Regions from separate parts of the Homo sapiens genome. Here region 1 is linked to region 2. Evidence: chromatin contacts called from ENCODE Hi-C or POLR2A ChIA-PET data. All regions are on one chromosome and are shown on one strand. The core of a region is the stretch at or near the end of the contact, and the rest is flanking DNA. Distances in the headings are between cores, read along the strand shown.

Region 1 (4,338 bases), core at 824-3,323, 1.8 Mb after region 2:
TCATTTTTTTAAGGGTAGCTAATTAGCGGAGGATCCAGTGGAGTTTTTATACCCAGTATGTCTAAGAATCATGTGGGCTTGGGTACTGGACTCCACTCCAGGGGGTTCTATTTCAGAAGTTCTTATGGCACAGAGAAGTATGCACTTGAACAGGTGTTTTGTCTGATTCTGAAGCAAGTGGTCTTCTGTCCATGAGTGATTACTACAGTGAGATAGATAATAAAAGTTTGTTTGAACTGGGGCCTACACATGCCTATGGGATCTAGGCAGGAAATATAAATAACAGGGGCTGCCCGATAGAAGCTGATTAGGGCTTGGTGCCTATTGCTGCAAGCTGGAAAACACATGTAAATGGAGCAACAGTGTCTCAATTTTCACTTGTTGTTGTGATGGGGGAGTGCGATTCCAATACTGCTAAATGGCCTGAGCATTCAACAGATATCAGAAAGCTGGAAATCTATACAAAGTCTCGTAATATTTAACTGTTGACACCTAATTGAAATAAAATAAAGACTACGTGTTTGGCAGATAAAATACGTATGCTGGATTCCATCTCTGAGCAGCCAGTCTGATGTGTCTGGTCTAGAGAAAGGAAGAAATAAAAGGTGTTGGGATTGTGCAGGGTGAGTTTCAACGCTGTTAAGGCAGAGTGGTCTTAGGTGATTCTCTTTAGAGAAGCTGTATTTAAACTTCTTGTTCTATGAACAGTGTCAGGGGCAAAACGGTGACATGATCAAAGATATTGTGGTTTGTGATGCAAAAATAGAATATTTGGCACCTAACACAAGCACAAAGATCTATTATTTTCAATTACTTCCTTAGAGTTTTTTTGGAAGATTTATTTTCAGATTTGGAGGTAACCCATTGCCAACCGTGTCCTGGGGGCATGGGAGATGGGTGGATTGGCATGGGCAAGAGGACTTGAGCCTACAGGTGGAAGTTAGGTGGGAGATGATATTGGAGGCAGCATCTTCCTGGGTGCCTGGAATAGTAATGTCTAAGGTGGCCTAAAGCTACACATGGGGAAATTAAAAGAAAAGACCTGAGATGCTGACCCAGACAGTCAGGAACCAAGAGAACTGGAGGCAGAATGAAGCTGGGAATAATGCTTTGGGCCAGAGCTCATCAAAGGGCAATCTTTTCTATAAAGAAGTGAGCTCTATTTGAGAAAAGAATAGTTAAATGTGTCTTGAGGCCAGGCGTGGTGGCTCATGCCTGTAATCCCAGCACTTTGGGAGGCTGAGGCAGGCAGATCACGAGGTCAGGAGATCGAGACCATCCTGGCCAACATGGTGAAACCCCGTCTCTACTAAAAATACAAAAATTAGCCAGGCATGGTGGTGCGTGCCAGTAATCCCAGCTACTCGGGAGGCTGAGACAGGAGAATCACTTGAACCCGGGAGGTGGAGGCTGCAGGGAGCCGAGATCGCGCACTGCACTCCAGCCTGGGCAACAGAGTGAGACTCTGTCTCAAAAAAAAAAAAAGTGTCTTGAGGGATCCGAGTTCTCACCCAAAATATCTTTCTATCCCTTCTGTGTACTCAAAATGTAAATACGTATTCCAACCCCTTACCTCCCTCCTCACCATCATGTACTGACATGGCCAATGGCCTTGCATAGCAGAAAGATGAGCTCAGCTGAAGTCTCCTTTTTTATGTCTGGGGCTTTGGAATGGCTGCTGAAGGTGAGTATGAAATTAGATTCTCTAGCTTGCCTTCTGCACCTAGAAGCAGCTCAGTTCGGGTCCATGGCAGCCAGTATTCACTAGGGGAGGGAAGTGGGCCAGAGAGTGGAAAATGTCAGTGGTTCCCAAACGTAGGTCAGCACCTATCGGTCATTGCTCTGATAAGCTCATAACATGGTGGTAGCAAACAATCCTGAATCGTAACACAGCAAAATGGTATTTCTCACTCAAGACTATATGACCAATAGCGTTAGCAGGGAGTGTGTGTGTGTGTGTCTTGCTCATTGTAGTTTCCTGGGTACTGAGGCTGAAACAATATGTCAAAGGTAAGTAAATCAGGGCTTCAGGTACATCAAAGATAAGTACATCAGGGGAAGAGGCTGGGAAGAACTACTTACTGGCTTTGAAGCCTCTGCCTGAAAGTAACACATGTTACTTCTGCCTACATTTCAGTGGTTATAGCAAGTCACATGGTCATGCTTGCCTTCAAAAGAGGCAGGAAACTGCAATCCTACCACAAGATTAGAGCAGAGAAATGGAACATTTGTGATCTCTCTGAGAACCTCCACAGACCTCAAGATTCGGATTCATTAGATTTTCCCCAAGTCATTCTAAGTCTCTCCTACATTTGGAAACCTCTGATCTACCCAGTTCATCTTTGGAGGAACTTCTTAGCTGAGATTTGAGTCCTTTGTTGGTTTCTTGGCAAGGCATCCTAAGTATTGAGTATAGATTTGCATTCAGAAGATATTCAATGAACCATTTTTCTCAGTAACTCACCCACTCTTCAACAGGAAACCAAATGCAAAGTAACTGTGTTTTTTATTTCTATGAACAATAAAATACTTTCATAATTTCACATCCCATTGCTTTTAAGAGCACATATATTACAAATAAAGGAACTCCACAAACTTTAAAGATTAGTATTTATCAACGCTTTTGTACACATACACAAATATTTTAATATAATGGTATCTGAAATGTTATTCATATATTTTTAGTACTGTCATAGTATTAACTAAAAAGGATCTTTTAAATTTGGTAAAAACCGTATATTTTACAATCTTTTATTTACATCTGAAATATGCTTAAATGTTACAAAAACATTCACTTTAACCTTTAAAATATGTGTACTAGGACTGGGGTACTGACCATACAATAACTGACAGCAAACTTAGGGTTTGCATTTGAGCTACACATTCACTGGAATTTCATGGCAAATATTCAACCTGGCTTGATCAACACTGCTCAAAGAAAAAAAAATTATACAAAATGTGCAAATTCAGAGGTTGGCAAAATTCTGAAGCTAGCGAGGTAAACAAAAATATTAACACCATGAAAACTTCAAATAAATTAAACCTATCTTTCTCTTCCCCGAGATTAGCTGCAAATTCAGAAAGTTCTCTTAGAGGTGGGTCTGATGCTGCAGAGCCCTCAGACTTCAGCACTAGATGAGATGGAGACCGTGGGTAGGGCCGGAGTTGCTTTGCTAATTACTCGAGTGCAGGTTTGGTCCACTCCGCGCTTTGACAGGTCGTCCCTGCCCGTAATCTTAAAACAGGGAAAAACACAACACAACAGAATGCAGAGGTTAATGTTAATATCCCAAACACAAAATTAAAACCCAGAATAGAGGTTTTCATTCCCCACAGGGTAATTTATTCAAATTATAAAAAGACACATATTAAAGTGGATCTAAAGAATTTTCCCCCAAGACCACGTGCTAGCTTTAACTTTTGGTGAAAGTTAAAATATTTTCACAATCCTCTTCTGCTATCTGACATAAATTTATAAATGTTTGGATGAAACTTACAAATATATCTGAGTAATTCCAGGATTTTATTCTATTCTAAAAGTTTATAATTTATATTGTCAGCATCTGCCAAAAAAGGGAAACATTAGAAATTTTATTTAAATGTTTGCATAAAAGGAAATATAGTAAAAAAGTCTTGACCTGATTTTAATCTTGAAAATAATGTTAGTGTGCCTAAAAAATACTTTATCAGATTGATTCAAACAATGACGTGTAAGCATAATAACAACAGAAACTCCAGACACTTTTAAAATATATTTTTGTACAGAAGAGATTTCTGTACAAAGAATTGTGAAGATTTTCCCACTAACTTCACACATTATCCCACTGTGCCATGACCTTCATCTCTACTCTTCCAAGATAGAATCGCTACTTCTGTAAGTGCCCCAAAGAGCACTCAGCTGAGAGCATCCTATACTACCAATAAATTCTCCTTATGATCAATATCACAAAGCTCTGAATAATCTGGCTGATGATGTGTTCAAAGAGTAGACTCCAGGTGCAGTATACCTATGCTTGGTATCACACCAGATTGGGTCCATTCCTTTCTCTGCATTTTGTATTGGATACCCATCATCACAGTTGACTTCACTATGCTGTTATTCTTACTGAATGTTGAAACAGACTCCAAATGGGCATCTTATACTGATGCTTAAACTGAATGCTTATATGCATTACTTTGGCTTCAAAGAAGGCTTTTATGTTTTTTGCTATTTATTATAAACAGTATGGAATTTTGGCACCTATAAAAGCAATTATTGCCTGCTGGTCAGTGACAACTCAAACTACTTTACCTCAACATCTCCATTTTACACAGTAGCATCCACTTTATCTTGTCTTG
Region 2 (4,123 bases), core at 65-2,564:
ATCTATATTTGTAAACAAATTAGTCATGGAAAATTATTCTATCTCAAAGTCTCCTTTTAGTCTAGATAATCATTATTTCATTTTAAAATTAGTGTTTTTCCTAGTTTGCACTGATGCGTGTATGGATGTGTGTGAGTCAGTGGTAGCTTATTTAAAAAGCACCTTATCCTTTCTCCCATAACCTTTGTACACTAAAAAATGAAAGAATTTAGAATGTATTTGATGATAGCATTCTCACTAAGACACATGAGAATTTAACTTTATAACCGCGTGAGTTAAGATTTAATTCATAGGTTTTGATGTCATTGTTGAAGTTATTTGTAATTCAGAAACCTTGCTTGTGTGATACATAGTCTCTTCATTTATTACTGCTTGTCTGTTGTTATATCTGGATTATCAAAAGCAATAGTGCACCAATTAAGATGTGCTCAAATCAGGACTTAAATCATAGGCACCACATTTTTCATGTCAGACTAGTTACTTTGTTGATTCTCAGTTACTGTAGGCATCAAAAGGCAAAAATCAAAAAAAAAAAAAACAAAAACAAAAAAAAAGATGAACCTAGGTCTGTGTAAAGTAAGGGGAGTGTTAGGAGCAGCCAGGACTGTGTAGTGTGTGTTTGGTTGCATCACAAACATCGTATGTGGAGACATTGCAATACAGTGTTTTTTGTTTTCAACTTTTCTTGTATTGTATATTTGTATTATGTTTTGAATGCTTTTCTCTTTTCATAATTAAATATTAATGTTTGGGATAACTGCCAAGAAGAAGTAAAAATATTGAATGGAACTTCTATATGAGGATGCTGTGATCTAAAAATTAAATCTCAGTGGGCGGAGAGAATTTGTTTCTGATGCCTTGTCTTTAGAATAATTGTTTGCTTTCAGATGATTAAAAAAAGGAGATTGTATCTAGGAAAAAAGTGTGAATGCTTCAAAGGAGAGATACTGATAATTGTGACTTGAAATAGTGTCAGATGAATTATGTAGCTGATCACTGATGGAACCATCTAATGAGGCAGGCTTAAACTCTATTTAGTTTCGTTTGTTTTCTCATATGAAGTTTATAATTCCTTTCAGTCCTAAAATGTCAGATGCCAGGTGTCAAATGCCACAGTAGAAAGTGAAATTAAGTAGAGTCCCCTTTTAAACAAATTTGTCTGTAAGCAAAACTATCTTTAGTGACTTAAAAAATAATATCCTCTAAAATTACCCTTTCAAGAGGAAAAAACTGTTCAATGAAAAAACCACTCAATTATGACTCATATAAGAAATACTGGTTTAACCAGGAGATATTTGGGGAGCAAAATTTTAAGGAATTTCAAATTGCTAAATCTAATACAAATATCTGACAATAAGATACAGATCTAAAAGAATGGTTCTTAAGAACTATTGTTTACTGGGAATAAACTAAGCTCTATGAAGAATTCGTAAGCATTACATGTTCCAGTAAGTTTAGCAACTTAGAGCCAAGACTGGTGGCCACCTCCATTTATTTCCCCACTGCTCCTCCACTGACATCCTTCTTAGCAGAAACTTCATGAAAAAGTTTTTGCTGACACAGAACAAACCTGAAAGTAGTATCTACTTTCTAAATACTACTTTGCTTTTCAGTAGTGGATTTGATATTTATAATGTTCTCTAAAGCTTGCAACTTTTTCAGCAACGTTTAAAAATAGATTAACCTGGAATAACTTACTTGTTTGCTGCTAAAATACTCAAGATTTTGCCATTTTTAAACAACCAGTCCCTGTGATACAACTTTGAAAAAACTTTTAAAAATCTCTGATGTGTGGGCTCTTTTTTTCCCATAAGAATTATGTACATCTGTGATGTTTTACAGGGGGATCCGCTTTTAAACAGTGTACATATTGGACCACACTGAAATGTCATATATCCTTTCTCTACTTAAAATTGGTTATTTACTGTGAGTTCATTTCCGATGTGTTCTTGGTTGTTGCTGTTTTCTGCCTGAAGACGTGTATCATAAAGAGCTACATGGTATGGACTATTTATTTGTAATTTGACATAAAGTTTGAAGAATAAAGATCTATAAAAGTTGAAGTTTCTGATATTAAAGCTCTTAATATATTGGCTTTTTTTTTTTTTTTTTTTGGTTTTGGTTTTTAAGAAAAGCTGTTCCTGTAAAAGTGAAACTTTCATTGACATTCCTGAAATACTTGAAGAAGGAGTTTGGGGAATTTTCCATCCTGACCTAACAACCTAACCAAAGGAAAACTTTTTATTCTAGAAATTCTGTTAATAATCTATTTCCTAGCCTTTTTATATTCTAACTTTCCCCTAACCCTTCCCGAATTCCTCCTTTCCATTCCTCCTTTTTGGTTCTGACTGCCCAGAAGATATACTGTCAGCATTTTAAATTCCAAAATATTCATACAGCATAAAATCTTGAATAGAGGTGGTAAATTGAAATTTGGCATCAAAATTAATGGGGTAGAATCTACAATGTGGCAGAAATATCTAAACTTTGTGCCAACATTTAATCCAATAATTGTGGGAGGAAGAGTTGTATCATGCTGTGTTTCAGAAACTAACCTCCCTCACCCACCCCATCTTTGACTGCCAGTCAATATTTGTGGGTATATGTAACTTTATCATAGCATACTTTTGTCTCTGTGTGTAATCCTGTAACAAAACCAGTTAAAGCTTTCTTTACATAAACATTTGGCATCTTTGTGTGTTTTGCATTAACTTAGACAGTTGTGCCTAATTTCTCCTCATTAACTTTGCTCAGGTTATTCTTTTAAACATTGGTAACAATATTTCTACCACACCAAATATGCAAATGATTTTAGGATGAGGCTGGTCTATAGTGTCATGGAATGGTTTTTATGGCATAACGTGAAACCGGTTATATGCAGATCTATAGTCTGATTTATGTAATAACATTATCTTCAATCTGATAAAATCTGCCTCTGATTTCCTCCTAATTAGTTGGTCCACATGCAAGCATATAGTCTGCAAGGGCCTGTCCATTTCAGAATCGCCTCTGTAAACCAGATGCCTTAACATGGTGCATGCATGGCCCCCAGAGGAGGTGTTCAGTAACTGGTTTTGAGTGAATTTGAAGTGTTAACGAAATTATTATAACAGTGCATACGTATCCTCTAATGTTACATGCCTATTTCTGGTTTGGATTTTCCAAAATGCTTTTCAGCAAACCCTTCCCCATTAGTGTCTTTATTTAGTGATTTTGAATTGTGTTCCCTTTGGTGGGATTCATTCAAAAGCAACTTCCTGCATTTGGTGATTTTTTTCTTAGATTCATTCTCATTTGTTTCTGAAGAAAGGTTGTTCTGTGTGGGTTTTTTGTTCTATAAAAAAGTGACTTTTCTGCGTGGATTACTTTTATAGAAACAAGGTTTGTCTCCCATATGAATGTTTTGATGCTGAAAGTTTTTCCATGTTAGTGCACTTACAGTTTTTCTCTCTGGAATGTACCCTCTCATGTTGAGAGAGCGAAGAGCTATAGCTACAGGTTTTCCCACACCGTCTGCCTTTGTAGGTTTCTTCCCAGTGTGAGTTCTTTCGTGTTTAATCCAGGCGAGCTACAAGGGAAAAATTCTCCACATTGACCACATTTGTGGAGTTTCTCCAGTATTAATTCTTTACTGGTTACTAAACGACGCTTTTTGCTTAAGATTTCCCCTCCTTCTTTATATTCGTAGGTTTTTGGTTTTTTAACTTACATGAACTCTCACATGTTGAACAAAGGAGGAGCAGTCTTTAGAGATTTTAGATACTTTATGTTCACAGGATTTCTCACCTGTATGATTTTTCTCATGTTGATTAAGGCAGTAGTTCTCAAACTTTCTGGTTTCAGGACCTCTTTATGTTCTGAAATAAATTATTGAGAACTCCAGAATGTTTGTTTATGTGGCTTATATCTATCAGTATTTCTTTGTAAAGGGTTTGTATTTTATCATGAAACATGTAGAAGTAAATCATTCACTTTGATTTTTCTTCATGACCATAATCATATTAAGAATACAAAAGGTATAAGAGAGTGGCACAGGATGAGGGTTTATTAGGAGGGCTGTATGTATGCCTTCCCCACCCCTGACTCCCAAGAAAAAAGATTATAGCTATCAGAAGAACATAGC

The links. A loop is a pair of places that touch in the nucleus more often than their neighbours do. ChIA-PET counts read pairs that join two places held with the same protein, here RNA polymerase II (POLR2A).
Region 1: a loop to region 2 is called in a map with no recorded cell type, with 4 times the contacts of the local background. The contact joins two enhancer-like sites. A Hi-C loop is called at or near these places in 1 of 37 single-sample maps with no recorded cell type. POLR2A ChIA-PET finds 5 or more read pairs at or near these places in 1 of 52 experiments (activated T-cell).

What each region holds. Positions count from the first base shown.
Region 1 is chr2:224,762,603-224,766,940 of GRCh38, forward strand. It overlaps DOCK10 (dedicator of cytokinesis 10), which reads right to left. Exons shown (of 56, transcript NM_014689.3): 56 at 2,488-3,235. The coding sequence ends at 3,119. Among named protein-coding and RNA genes, the nearest start is that of CCDC195, 48 kb to the left of the region's middle. Within about 2 kb of position 2,074, at least 3 of the 41 ENCODE cell types and tissues checked have a DNase peak (open chromatin) inside an H3K27ac peak, as active enhancers do.
Region 2 is chr2:222,942,562-222,946,684 of GRCh38, forward strand. ACSL3 (acyl-CoA synthetase long chain family member 3) reads left to right here. Exons shown (of 17, transcript NM_004457.5): 17 at 1-2,078. It also overlaps the pseudogene LOC100419511. Among named protein-coding and RNA genes, the nearest start is that of ACSL3-AS1, 25 kb to the left of the region's middle. RefSeq lists a silencer at 1,461-1,610. Within about 2 kb of position 1,315, at least 2 of the 41 ENCODE cell types and tissues checked have a DNase peak (open chromatin) inside an H3K27ac peak, as active enhancers do.